3 separate regions of the Homo sapiens genome follow, and all the other regions are linked to region 1. Evidence: chromatin contacts called from ENCODE Hi-C or POLR2A ChIA-PET data. All regions are on one chromosome and are shown on one strand. Each heading gives the region's core, a stretch centred on a gene start or an enhancer-like site at or near the end of the contact. The rest is flanking DNA. Distances are from core to core; before and after follow the strand shown.

Region 1 (4,751 bases), core at 1-2,500:
CGGCCTTTGCTGGGAGACCTGGGGTGGGGACGCGGCGCCCCTGCCACCCCCTTCCTTGGCTCAGATTCGGCCGGCTTCTGGCCTCGTGAGGGATAATGTTTCTCCCGATCGTCCACAGCCCCTTTCGTCCAGCTGGGCGTTCCATCATTCCTGGCGAGGAACAGGAATCCCCCTACAGCCCTTCCCAGCAGGAACCCCACAAACCTGGATCCATAACCTCGACCCGCGGCTCCCGCTGCCAGGGGGTCCCTGGCGCTGTGGGGGCGCTGCCCGTGGCGGCGGCTCCTGCCTTCAGCTCCTTATCGGTGCTGCCCAGGCGGGCGTCGCAGGGCCGGCTGTGGGGCTCGCCTTCCCCGCCCGGAGCCGTGGCTGCAGGAGCACCGGCGTCATTCCCTGCGGCGGCTGGACCTGAGGGAGAGAAGACAGCGCTGGCGGAGTCCGGGGCCGCAGCTGCCAGAGGTGGGGAGCGCCCGACTAAATCCCGGGACCACGCGCGGGGAGCCAGGTTCCCGGGAAGTCCAGAGAGCTGAGGTCCGGTGCCTCCGAGGGCGCCCCCGCCGTGTGACTAAGCCTACAATCCCTGAGAAGGGCGCCTGCTCCGGGGCTTTCTCCCTGGGGCTTGGGGTTCGGTTCCGGCCCGACGGATGAGTCAGAGCCCCGTGGCTCCCTCCGACGGACTAGCTCCTCACCCCTCGGGGCTGCCAGGGGGAGGGGAGTCCAGCTGCGTAAAAATCCCAGAACTTGAGCGGACATTGCTGGGCACGAAGTTCTGGGAGAGGATCCCTGCCCCAGCCATCCAGGTTGCCGTGTCCCCTGCCCGGAGCTCCAGAGCGGTGGGAGCCGCGGCGCGCGCTTCTCAGGGCCCCGCTCCGTTGCGACGCGCGCGGCGCTCGTGGGAGCCGCTCCCGGGTCGCGCCAAAGCCAAGCCCGAACCGGGCCACCAGCTGCCGCCTGCTCTCGCCCAAGCGACAAGTGGCCCAGTTCCCGGGGCCCCGCGAGGGCGGGCCGCACAGGAGCCACGAGCGGCGCGAAGGCAGGGTGGGCGGCCCTACCCAGTCGGTCCGGTTTGCTGGGGAGGCGCCACCGCCGTTCCCTACAGTGGCCTGGGGCGGAACGCAGCTCGTCCCAAGCTCAGCCCACGTCTGAGGGACTGGAGCGCCCCGCTGGAGCGGACTCCCCGGCCTCGCTCCCTCCGGCCTCAAACTTTTCGCTCAACTTCGCAGCCGGCGCCGCGGAGCGGGGAGGGCACTGAGCCTCGGCGCCGGCCTGGCTCCGCCCCGCGCTCCCGGGGGTGGAACCTGAGCCCGGCGCGGCCTCGGCCTCTGCCCGCCTCCGGCCTCAGCGCGCCGCCTCCGGCACGGCCCGCGCCCACGGCCGGGCCACGAGCTGGTTCCCGCCCGGGTCCTAGGAAGCGGCAAGCGCGCCCCCGCCGCTCGTCCTAGGCGTCTGGCTAGAAGGCGGCGCCGCGACCTGGCCGGGTGAGCTGAGGCGGCAGGCCGCGAGGCGCGGAGTCCCGGGCCCGGCCGCGAGCGCAGTGTCTGGGGCGCGCGAAAGCGACCGCGCAGCGCAGACGGAGGCGCGGGCTCCGCGCGAACTCGTGTCGGAGCGAGCGCCGGGCGCGCGCGGCTCCGCTCTCCCGGGGGACCCTTGGTTTCACCTCGACGCCACGACCTCGCCCCCGCGGGTGCTGTCGGCGCCGGGATGCAGCGCCCCTTTTGCGCGCTCTGCCCTAGCCCACCCGAAATTCGAGGCCCGCACGCCACCCGGGGCGCCTCTCCAGGCCGGGGCGTCTCGCCCGCCGCCCACCAGCTTCCCTCTTTCTTCCTCCCCCGCGCTCCCACGGAGGTTATTTTTAACTTCCCGACGCTGCAGCTGGGCTACCGAGCCTGAGGCCGCCTAGCGCGCTGTCCCGGGTAGAGCAGGCGACAGGCCGGGGGCTCCGAGCCGGAGAGGAGGCTTGACAGTGTAGATGGGCCTGGGGGCCCCCGTCGGGATTGGAAAGCCAAGCATGTGGTACGTGCCCCCCGCCCCCTCTGGCTCAGCGTGAAGAAGGGGCGCCGGAAACGCGCTCAGAAGTTGTCACTTCTTTGGAGGCCAGTAGGGACGCGTTTGTCAGTGTGTTTGTGATACACTTATCGCGGCAAGCCACAGAACGTGTCCGCGAGCACCTCGAGTTAGATCCCTGGGGGGTTACGGCGGAGACGGAGGAAGAAGTTGCCAAGGCCCATTGGTGACCTGCCCAGGTAGGGCCAGAGTTAGGAGAAACCAAGCCCCTGCGGGAGGCTGCGGGGCTCGCGCGCCCCCGCCGGCCCCACCCGCCCCCACACACCTCTCTCATCGCTTCTTAAAGTCGAGAAGAGGCAGGTCCAGGAGGAGCACGCAGCCAATTAGCCGGGCGGCGCCCTGAACTCCGGCACGCCTCCGCGGTGTCTTCTCTTCCGGAGGACCCAGGCAGCTCGGCCCCGTTTCCCAACACTTGGGGGGTCAGACGGGCGGGACCCGAGAGTCCCCGGGCGGGTCGGGGGGCACTGGCTGGGACGCGGGGTCCCTGGGGCCGCAGCTCCGCGCGCGTATCGGCGGGTGCGCCTTCGCCTTGCGCGGCCCCCGGGCAGTCCCCGCTGGGTCCAGAGCGTCCCGAGCGCGTTCCGGGAAGGTGACTCAGCGACGCGCTCAGGGGTCGAAAAACTCCGAGAAACAGGAACGAGGGGAGGGAGCAGGGGCGTCATCCCCGACTCCTGGCGTCGCGGCGCGTGTCGGAATGATGGGTCCTGCACCTCCGAGCCCCCCACCCCCTTGCTCCAGGAATCCGGCGCGGGCGGGGGAGAGAGCCCTGCAGCCGCAGTGCCGCGGTCATGCGCTGCGGGGACGCGAGCGGCGGCTGTGGGAGGAGGGGGCTCCGCGCGGGAGCCCAGGACCAGATCCGTCCGCCCCTCCCCTCTCCTCTGCCTTCTTCCCCTCCTCTTCCTCCAGCGAGGGACTTTGGTGCCTAGAAAACGCGAATCGGAGGCTGTGCTCCCCGAGATCTCAGCCTTCGAGGGTACTGGCTGCGGAGATTAGCTGGGGCAGCCTTCCCCGTCTGCTCCCCGCCCCGGAGAGCATTTCCACCAAATCTGAAAAGCTCTGTCATTAGCCATAGAGTCTGAAGAGGGGAAACTGAGGCACAGGGAAGCACTGTGAGTTCGTGGTGATAAAGCCCACCTGGTTCAGGGTCCCCCCTTTTTTTTTCCTCCTGGGGCCCCAGAAAGGTCGGATCCTGCGCCTCCAGGCCCACTACCACCAGCCTTGAGTCCGCGGAGCGGGCGGGGGCGGGGTTGACTGCAAACTGAGTTGGCAAGGGGAGGCGGGGCACGGGCTCTTTATCCAACGCCTCCGGGCCCCAGCTCCCCTCCTGGCTCTGGAAGGCCCCGCGGGAGGGAGGCGAAGGGCAAAGCCCTCTGGCCCCGGTTCCAGGCCGCACAATGGGTCCTCTGTCCTCCCTGGCGCCTAACCCCCTGCCCCCCTCACCTCCAAGGCCTTTGCCCCCCTCATTCTTGTCATTCACTTCCCCCAACCCAGGCTGCCTTTCTCCAGACCCCTTTCCCCTTCTCCCTTTCTAAAGAATTTGATCCTATCTCCAGAAACTCCCCCAGCTGCATCCCTGCTCAGAGAGGCAGGATTGGCCAAGAGCAAGATGGTTCCCCTTCCCACGGTTGCGGGTCGGGGGGCGGGCACTTGGATCTCTCAAGCTGCCAGCTTGGCCCGTTTCCCACTGTACTTTACTTCCTTTTTTAAAAAAGAAAAAAGGACAAGGCGGGAAGGAGTTGGGGGGGCCTGAAACCCTGAGAGGTGAAGAGGCTTGCACAAGCCTCCAACCAGTTCCCCACAAAGCAGAGAAGCAAACCTGTGAACCCAGACCCCACGCTGAGAAGCCAAGTCCAGCCAGAGCTCCCCTCTGGGCCTCTCTGTATCCCAGGCTATTTCTCCCTGAAGGGCAGGTATCTGGGGATCTGGTGCCTGGTGGATTGCTTGCCGCAGAGCTGTGGCGTCTCCCTGAGGAGGAGGAAGCAGCAGGCCGGGCGCAGTGGCTCACTCCTGTAATCCTAGCACTTTGGGAGGCCGACGTGGGTGGATCACCTGAGATCGGGGGTTGGAGACCAGCCTGACCAACGTGGAGAAACCCGTCTCAAACCCCGTCTCTACACCGGGTGTGGTGGCGCATACCTGTAGTCCCAGCTACTTGGGAGGCTGAGGCAGGAGAATTGCTTGCACCCAGGAGGCAGAGGTTGTGGTGAGCTGAGATCGTCCCATTGCACTCCAGCCTGGGTGACAGGGCGAAACTCCATCTCAAAAAAAAAAAGAAAGAGGAAGCAGCTCCAAGCCCTCCCCAGGCTTCATCCTGAGTCTGGAAACAGCTGAGCAGCCGCTGTGCTCAGCAAGGCCCACCGTGGGCCTGGGAACAGGCCTGGGCCGGCAGAGAGGTCTGATTTGATCACCAACCCAGAGCTTGGCTTGCAGGTAATCTGCTTCACAGGTGGGAGACTTTTTCTAACTTCCCCAGCCTCCCCTTCCTTGTGGGCAGCCTCCCCAGGGAGACACACCTGAGAACCCCCTTTTTTCTTTTCCCGAGAAAGAAAGCAGGCATTCACCTGGCCTGGTCCCAGCTCTCCAGAAACTTGGAGTCAAGGCTGCCAGATGGCAAATTACTTGCTTTTATGAGGAGAGGATTCCTGCCATCTCACCCTTCCCTGAAGCTACCTTCCCTAGGAGATTTC
Region 2 (4,593 bases), core at 1,931-4,430, 200 kb before region 1:
TGGAAGATAAAGATAGTGCCTCCCTCTGGAGCAGAGGGCAGATTTCCTCACTATCCAACGTAATAAAGATAATGTCTCCCTCTTGGACAAGAGCAGGTTTGCTTGCAGCCCATTATAAAAGATTCTGGTTTCCTTATCTCAGGGATTCTCAGCTGTGCTGCAAACCCATTGTGTGTGCAACACTCACCTGGGCCTCTCTGTATCACTCTCATGGGGCTTGAGGAGTAAAGAGAAGTGACACAAACATGATGCCTATGTTGCTTGCTGCACCATGAGTAATAAAGTCCTTTGTCTCTGATCCAGTAGTCTTGTGTCTTCTACCAGCATCCACAGAACTATGGCAGTTTCATTGGTTAGCTTGTAAGGAGAGCAAAATCTGCACAGTTCTTAACAAAAGATGACTTTGAACTTGGGGGCATGGGAAGTTGAAGGTCACTCCTGATGGGCTGCATTTTCTCACAGGTATGGCTGGGAAAAGAGGAGGCTTGAGGAAAGAAGTAAGTTCTAGAATCATTGTTGAGCAGGATAGAAGCTGGAGCTGAGCAAGGATAAGGAAATGGCTGATGTTGAGAGCCAGCTGAGGCCAAACTTGTGTTCCCAATTCACACTCTGGAATGAGCTACACCTGACCCCTGACCCCTGCAGCACTCAGCCAGGCCAGGGACAGGCAGCACAGGAGAGGCAGAGGCAAGAGTGAATCCAGGTCAGAGTTTTGCTGGGAAGAAAGCCAGGAACACAAGAGAATCTGGGTTACTGATGCAGGAGTAGCTCAGATTATAACCCAGGGAGTCCTGCCTAGATAGGAAAGAAAGCTGCTGAGAGAGGGTTGGCCCACTGGGAGAAAAGGGAAGGATGGAGACCCTGGAGGTCCTGTGAGGCTGAAGATGGGAGGAAGGAGAACTCCAGGTGGGTGGATAGGAGATCTTGGTGTGAGGGGAGTACTGCCATTTAAGGCATTGGAGGTGGACCTGGATTATTAACACAGATAGGGGGTTAACTCCCACACAGGAGGAGAGCACCCTCTCCCCAGCTCTTAAGACTGGAGTCCTGAGGCCTGGCGCAGTGGCTCGCACATGTAATCCCAGCAGTTTGGGAGGCCAAGGTGGGCAGATCACCTGAGGTCAGGAGTTTGAGACCAGCCTGGCCAACGTGGTAAAGCCCCCATCCCTACTAAAAATACAAAAAAAAAAAGCTGGGCATGGGGGTGCACTCCTGTAATCCCAGCTACTGGGGAGGCTGAGGCAGGAGAATCGCTTGAACCTGGGAGGTGGAAGTTGCAGTGAGCCGAGATCACGCCTCTGCACTCCAGCCTGGGTAACAGGCTGTTTCAAAAAAAAAAAAAAAAAAAAAGACTAGAGTCCCGGCAGGGAGAGGCTGGGCTGTGTGTGGGGGCCAAGTTTGTAGGTTTGTAAGTGGAAGTTGAATAAATTACTAATGAATGATTCTCCTTTTCTCCATGAAGTAGAGGGTAAGGCACTTACTGAGAGCAAGGGCTAGGAGGGATATTTATGGGCACAGAGAGAAGGTCTGAGGAAATGTGAGAAGCCAGTGATCAGGGGATAAGTAACATCTACAGGAATTTTGACAAGTAAACCCATAAAGATTGAAATGAAAGTCGTGACACCATAAATTCCAAGTAGTGCCCATCTGCGGGGTAGCAAGATGAGTCTGGCTCTGCTGAGCAGTCTTGGGGTGAAGGAAAGAACTGGCCCAATGTGAGTGACCTCCAGTGACCCTGACTTGGTAGGAGTACTGAGACTGGATGGACTGAATGGCCATTCCTGACCACAGGCCCAGGCCCTGGGAGGTTTTCGGGAAGCCTTGCAATCAGACAGGTACCTGTTGCTGCACCCAGACTTCCTCGGATACATGAAGAACAGATTAGAGCCAAAGGCCCGTGACACGGTAGCCTAGGTCCCTCTCATCCTTGCAGCCTGCTGACAGTTGGGAGTCTGGGGCATGTCACAGCCTGCCGCATGTCACAGCTTGCCGAACAGTGGCCACTGAAGCACACCCATCTCATCCATCACTCACTGCCAGGGAGTGTTCCACTTAGAGAGCACGGGTGCTGAGCTTCCCAGCCCTTTCTGATGCTGGAGCCTGCTAGACCAGGGGTCCCCAATCCCAAGCCTGGTCCGAGACCTGTTAGGAACAGGGCATCGCAGCAGGAGGTGAGTGGAGGGGGAAGGAGCATTACCGCCTGAGCTCCGCCTCCTTCAGATCAGCCTCGGCATTAGAGTCTCAAAGGAGTGCGAACCCTTTTGTGAAATGCGCATGCCAGGGATCTAGGTTGCGGGCTCCTTATGAGAGCATCTTAACTCATGCCTGATGATCTGAGGTGGAACAGTTTCATCCCCAACCCCCCCACCCCCACCCCCCTCCGTGGAAAAATTGTCTTCCAGGAAACCAGTCCCTGGTGCCAATAAGTTTGGGAACCCGTTGTGCTGAACATTTCAGGTGGTCTCTCTGACTGGCCTCGTTCTGTGAAAGGAACTCAATGCGATTGAGGGGACTGGCCACCCTGGATGGTTACCAAATAAGCGCTGACAGCCTTAGCTCCCCCACGAAACCCATCACGGCAAGCTCCCCACCTCACCCCCTTTTCCCCCCTCTACCGCCAGCCCAGAGACTGAGCTGTCGGGTTTTGCTCCTCCACCCTGCCCGCCCCCTCCCAGCTGTCCTGGCGTCCGCAGACTGACAGATCTGAGGGTCCTTTGGAGGGAGCCGGGCACATCTCCTCCCGGCCGCCGCCCACCCGCCACAGAGTCTAGAGGCCGAGTGCCGGGCCCGCAGAGGGCAGAGCGCAGCCAGCGCAGCAGGTGGCGGCGTCTACCCGCGCCTAGCTAGCCCCGGACGGCGCGAGGAAAGCGCCCTGCCCAACCCGAGACTGGCGGCCTCCCGGGGCTGGGCTCTGGAGAGAGCGCAGTGGCAGGAGTGGCCGCTGCCGAAGTCCCCCGGGCAGGGGGCAGGGCCAAAGGAGCGCGCGCTCTGGGCGCCGGGACGACACTCCAGCCCCGGGGGACCCGCCGCCCAGCTCCCGAGGGTGCGGCAGCCTCTGGCCACTCAGCCGGGGCCGAGAGGGAGCTGCCGGGCGGGCAGGCGCCGCAGGCACCCGGCGGGCAGGGCGGGGCAGGGCAAGACGGCCGCCTCCGCAAGTGCCACCCGGCCCACCCGGTTCTCTCCCTTCTGCCTGGGACGTCAGCGGACGGGGCGCTCGCGGGCCGGGGCTGTATGGGGCTCCCGCGCGGGTCGTTCTTCTGGCTGCTGCTCCTGCTCACGGCTGCCTGCTCGGGGCTCCTCTTTGCCCTGTACTTCTCGGCGGTGCAGCGGTACCCGGGGCCAGCGGCCGGAGCCAGGTAGGGGCTGCCGAGCGCAGAGCGGGAGGGCGCAGGGGCGACCAGGGCGCGGGGAGGGTCCCCAGCCCAGGGCTCCCCGGCGGCCCGCAGCCCTCAGCCCAACCTCCGCGTGGACCCCTCTGGGGCAGCTCTCAGCGAGGACTCGGCCGCGGCCCTTTGTCGCCAGAACCCTCTCCCAGCCTTGACCTCGCGCTGCCCGGACCCCGCGGCCTTTGCCTGGGTCCAAGGAAGACCTCGCCCCTGTGCACTGGCGACCCGCCCCGGTGCCCCTTGTTGGTGAAGTCCTCCCCGGCCTGATAAGTACACTTTCTATTGTCGAAATCTGGCTGGGTCCCCGAAGCAGATAAAAACTTCCTTTTTTGTCGGGAACTCTCCCTCGGTAACGTCAGATTCTGCTTTTTGGGCAGGGGCCCAAGTCTCCGGTTTCCAACTTCGCGGGGACCCTCCGTCGGGCCGCGGCCAGTCGCCTTTCCCGCCCGCTGCGGTCTCTGTCCGCCCCGCGCCCGCTCCCTTCTCCCCGGCTTCCGCTCGCCGTGTCTGGATAAGCCCAGTGCGGGCGCGATCCGCGAAGAGGCGGGCGCCCGAGGGAAAGAGGGGTGACTCCTGGCTCCATCCGCGTTCTCCTCCCCGCGCCGCGTCCTGCGCTCCACTCCCTCCTCCTCCCTAGGCACTTTCCTGGGTGTCCCACGAGGAGAACCTGGGAGCCGGCCTCTAGCAGGTGGTGGTTCCGGTGACTGAAGAAGCCGCAAAACGATTTCGCTTAGCTTAAGAAAGGCGGACCAAGCCGTGCGAAGTCTGGGTTTGGGAGGAGGGAAGGGCCCGGCAGCCTCAGGGAGAGGCCTCCAGCCCCAGCCTTTCCCTTCCTGGAGCTTTTCCATCTGCGCACCCCCTACCAACCTTGCTGGGGGGCTAACGGGATGAAAACAAAATAAGTATCTGGTCTCCACAGATGCTGTCAAAGGATACACCAAAAGTTGCAGAACAATGTGAAACAGCTTGCCAGTGATCAGGAGTCCAGCACTCTTAGAACAAAGGGTGCTTGCCCCGCCACGGTGACTTAACGCCTGTAGTCCCAGCACTCTGGGAGGCGGAGGTGGGAGGATAGCTTGAGGCCAGGAATTCGAGGCTGTGAGCTGTGATTGCACTACTGCATTCCAGCCTGGTTGACAGAGAGAGACCCTGTCTCAAAAGAAAAGGAATCCTTGTCACTTTTATGTAAAGATGTTTAAAACACAAA
Region 3 (4,341 bases), core at 1,769-4,268, 200 kb after region 1:
GTTAGGCAAAATCTTTTGCAACTAAAAGCAATTCGTCTTCTGGAAGGTAGTTTTATTCTAGAAGCACAGCATGATTGGGTAGAAGGTTTTAGCCTGCTGGGAAGGGAGGCTTCCTATCTGGGGGGGCCTGGAAGTCAAGTAGGTTCATTTGTCATCTAAGCAGTTCACGTAGCCATGTAGGTGTGTTTAATGACAGAGTGGGACTGAGCATGTTGCCCAGTCTCAGTATTCTCAAACAATGAGTCAAGACCTAAAACATAAGGAGAGATATAGAATGGATCTGTGATGGTCATTACCAAGATCTATGCCATTTTATGATGTGTTCTTTACTCTGTGGTAGGTTTTTCGTACCCTTATCACCTGTTAAGGTGAACAGAGAGAATTGCTTAACTGTGCAATTGCTTAATTAAATATTTTGGAAAAGGTCAACATTAGGTGGGAGGTCATATAGCCATGACGTTGGTCTTGTGTACTTCCTGCCAAGAGACCTAGCAGAGGAGTTCGAAGACTATAAATGGAGTGCTTTCTTGGATTGATTTCTTTGATAGCCAAATCTGAAGACAAAGCATTTTTGTGTGCAAGGTCATCTGTGACACTCTCTTGCTATCTCCCTCATATCTTTGATTTGGGTACAAAGAATATCTTTTATCTTGTCAGCTTTGTGATTACCATTCATTCTAAGCTGGTGATTGGCTCCCCATGAGGATTGGTTGAAAAATTAGTGAAAAGAGGTTTACTGCAGTTAATATAGATCATTGTTGTTCTGATCTACAGCAGGCACATCAGTCTGTCTCAGGGATGAATCTGGGTAAATAGGCAAATTTGTATTCACTTCACAGCATTCAAGCAAATACGAAGCTGCTCTCCCCAACACTGATCCATCACCAGTCTAAAAATATCCACTGGTAAGCCTTGGACACGTTATGTATCTCAGGAGAAGGGAAGCAGAGAAAGCTGGGAAAATAACCAGGCATCAAATAAAAATGAAATAGAATTTAAACACAAAACCCTATAAAAAAAGAGATTATGTAGTACCATGAATGAGTTTTTGATATGACCCCAGGTGTTGGTTTCTATAGTAATTATTATTTGATTCTCTGGCATAAATATTAAATGTCTGCCCAATATACAAAATGTGTACTTTGCTTTTTTTTTTTTTTTTTTAGATGGAGTCTTGCTCTGTCGCCCAGGCTGGAGTACAGTGGCACTATCTTGGCTCACTGAAACCTCTGCCTCCCAGGTTCAAGTGATTATCTTGCCTCAGCCTCCCAAGTAGCTAGGATTACAGGCGCGTGCCGCTGTGCCTGGCTAATTTTTTGTGTTTTTAGTAGAGACGGGGTTTCACCATGCTGGCCAGGCTGGTCTCAAACTCCTGGCCTCAACCAACCCGCCCACCTCAGCTTCCCAAAGTGCTGGGATTACAGGTGTGAGCCACCGCTCCCAGCCTGTACTTTGCTATTTTAATTATAAATTGTCTAAAATGGTTTCCTGTCTTTGGAAGCATATTTTTGGTATTTTGGGTTTTTTGTTTTTACTTAAGTAAAAAAATTAATATAAAATAAATTACATAAATACATAATTTATAATTAAACAAATGAAGAAATAATTGAATAATTGAATGATAAAGGACAGCTCTTCCTTACAGTAGAATCCCAGCTAATAAATGTAGAAAGCTATAATTATTCTATATCCATAAATGTTTTTTAATGTGGAAGAAATGATAGAAATTAGCCAGCTGTGATGACTTGCTTGTAGTCCCAGCTACTCGGGAAGCTGAGGCAGGAGGATCACTTGAGCCCAGTAGTTCAAGGCTGTAGTGCACTATGGTCACAGTGAATAGCCACTGCATTCCAGCATGGAAACATAGCAAGACCCTACCTCTAAAAAACAAAACAAAAAAAAACTTTATGTGAATTTATTTTGGTATATAATTAAATATTATTAGCTGCAGAAGACCAGCATTTTTTCTTTCAGTGGGGTCTCTAACCTACCTGCATCAGAATTGGTTGGAATGTTTATTAAAATACAGATTCCTAGTTCCTACCCCAAACTAGCTGAATCAGAATTCTAGTGACAGGGCCCTGGGATCTGCAGTTTTCAAAAATATTCCCACGTGAGGCCGGGCGTGGTGGCTCACACCTGGAATCCCAGCACTTTGGGAGGCTGAGGCGGGCGGATCGCCTGAGGTCAGGAGTTCGAGACCAGCCTGACCAACATGGAGAAACCCTATCTCTACTAAAAATACAAAAAAATTAGCCAGGCATGGTGGCAGACGCCTGTAATCCCAGCTACTCGGGAAGCAAGGCTGAGGCAGGAGAATCGCTTGAACCCGGGAGGCGGAGGTTGCAGTGAGCCAAGATCGTGCCATTGCACTCCAGCCAGGGCAACAAGAGCGAAAAGTAACCAACAGAAGTATACAATATCAATACTTTCTTTACCTGAGAATTGATGGTAATAATATAGTTTTCATATTATTATGATATATAGGATATATATATCCTATATATCCTATATATCATATATAGGATATATAGGATATATATCTCTCTCATATATATATCTCTCATATATATATATATATATATATATATATGAGACGAGGCCTGAATCTAATAGCAAATGAAAACAAAGTATATACTTTAAAAAAAGATTTATGTTGAAGTTAACTTTATTTTTATGGATGGGATGAATGGATTATTGTGTTTTTTTGTAGACTACTGGGAATTGCCTAATAATTTACACACAGAGTAAGATGTCCTTTCACATGTACTGTGACCATATTTTTTTACAGCAAAAATAGTACAACCGTAGGAGTAGTGTAATATTTGAAATCAGAATGGTAAAAAAAAAAATCTAGGACATGTGATTGATACACACACACACACACACACACACACACACAGACTAAATGCGTGTGTGCCCATGTGTATGTGAATGCACGTGCACCCTTCTGGCCTGCATTTGGGCATGGTCTGGCAATTTCATCTTTCGTCACCAGGTGGCGCTTTGCCGATGTGATGTGCTGGTAAAAGGAAGCTGATGAGCACCAGGGTCAAAAGCCAAAGAGGAGTTGCTCACGTAACACACAGAGCCTTCGTCAGCAAACGCCTGAGGTCCACCAAAAGAGGTCTTCTGGCTGAGCCCAACTCTACTTCCATTCTGGGTTTGAGATGTTTGGGATTTAAGTTATTCTCAGATTCAGGCTTACTTCAGGACAGACACAGCAGCCCAGTCCCAGGAGGATGTTGTATCCAAGCATGCAGGGCACCAGATGCAAGCTTGACGCCCCTTTACAGATGGAACTAAGAGAGGTTTGCTTGACTCTTCACTGTGTCCCTCAGGCCTAGTTCAGTACTCAGGATATAGTGAGAGTGCTGAATGAATGGGTAAATGTCTTTGTTTTTTGAAAATTATTTATTTATTTATTCTTTTTTTTTTTTTTTTTTGAGACAGAGTCTCACTCGGTCACCCAGGCTGGAGTGCAGTGGTGTGATCTCAGCTCACTGCAACCTCTGCCTCCTGGGTTCAAGTGATTCTCCTGCCTCAGCCTTCTGAGTAACTGGGAGTACAGGCACACGCCACCACACCCAGCTGATTTTTGTATTTTTAGTAGAGATGAGGTTTCACCATGTTGGCCAGCCTGGTCTCAAACTCTGGACCTCAGGTGATCTGCCTGTCTCGGCTTCCCAAAGTGCTGGGATTAGATGTGAGCCACCGCACCCGACCATTTTTTGAAAACAATTTAGTGAAGAAGTCGCCATATTTTAGAACTATCTGGCAGTAACACATCTTTGAGCATCTTGGGTGGAAGGTAAACGCTGACTGACGTATCCATTGTGGCTGTGGCTGCTGGCAGTGTTCTCTGACATCACCCTGCCCTCAGTGTACATTTGTATCTTCTGCAGGTACTGTTAGATCTTATAGACAAAGATTTTGTCATACTGTGCTCCAAGAAAGCTCTTCTCTAAGAAGACCTTAGATACTCCTGTTAAAGATAGAAAGGAGTGTGGTGCGTGGTATGATTTTGTACATACTGCCATCTAAGCATAGGGCGCCATTGGAGATTTTTGGCTAGCTTCCAGAACCTTCACAGAATTCAGTACTGTTTGCCATGATGGTATAACTTTCAGACTCCCCGAACTCTGCTCAGGTCCCTGGAACACTCCTAGGATTAGAAGAGCCTGTAGACTTGCCCTACAGTAGAAGCAGTGCAATAGAGTATGGCTTTTGGAGTCAGATGTACCTGGGTTCAAATTGTGGTTCTGCTGCTCATTAGCTCTGGGACCCTGGATGATTACGTGAATCTTTTGAGTCTCGGTTTCTTTATCTGTAGAATGTCAG

The links. Hi-C counts contacts between places; a loop is a spot of excess contacts on that map. ChIA-PET counts read pairs that join two places held with the same protein, here RNA polymerase II (POLR2A). Pooled maps may share reads with other maps.
Region 2: a loop to region 1 is called in a pooled map, with 2.3 times the contacts of the local background. The contact joins the promoter of ST6GALNAC2 here to the promoter of SPHK1 in region 1. A Hi-C loop is called at or near these places in 1 of 50 pooled maps. POLR2A ChIA-PET finds 5 or more read pairs at or near these places in 5 of 52 experiments (H1, Panc1, T-cell and 2 more).
Region 3: a pooled map shows a loop between it and region 1 (8-fold over the local background). The contact joins the enhancer-like site here to the promoter of SPHK1 in region 1. A Hi-C loop is called at or near these places in 1 of 37 single-sample maps with no recorded cell type and 5 of 50 pooled maps. POLR2A ChIA-PET finds 5 or more read pairs at or near these places in 5 of 52 experiments (B cell, BJ, PC-3 and 2 more).

Annotation. Positions count from the first base shown.
Region 1 is chr17:76,381,108-76,385,858 of GRCh38, reverse strand. SPHK1 (sphingosine kinase 1) reads right to left here and starts at 1,250. Exons shown (of 6, transcript NM_001142601.2): 1 at 1,053-1,250; 2 at 205-408. The coding sequence starts at 214. RefSeq lists silencers at 883-1,582, 2,163-2,302, 2,323-2,612.
Region 2 is chr17:76,584,447-76,589,039 of GRCh38, reverse strand. ST6GALNAC2 (ST6 N-acetylgalactosaminide alpha-2,6-sialyltransferase 2) reads left to right here and starts at 3,180. Exons shown (of 9, transcript NM_006456.3): 1 at 3,180-3,356. The coding sequence starts at 3,232. RefSeq lists enhancers at 1,513-2,193, 2,194-2,875 and silencers at 2,744-3,033, 3,084-3,423.
Region 3 is chr17:76,181,013-76,185,353 of GRCh38, reverse strand. All of the region lies in intron 2 of RNF157 (ring finger protein 157), which reads left to right. Among named protein-coding and RNA genes, the nearest start is that of FOXJ1, 42 kb to the right of the region's middle. Within about 2 kb of position 3,018, at least 2 of the 41 ENCODE cell types and tissues checked have a DNase peak (open chromatin) inside an H3K27ac peak, as active enhancers do.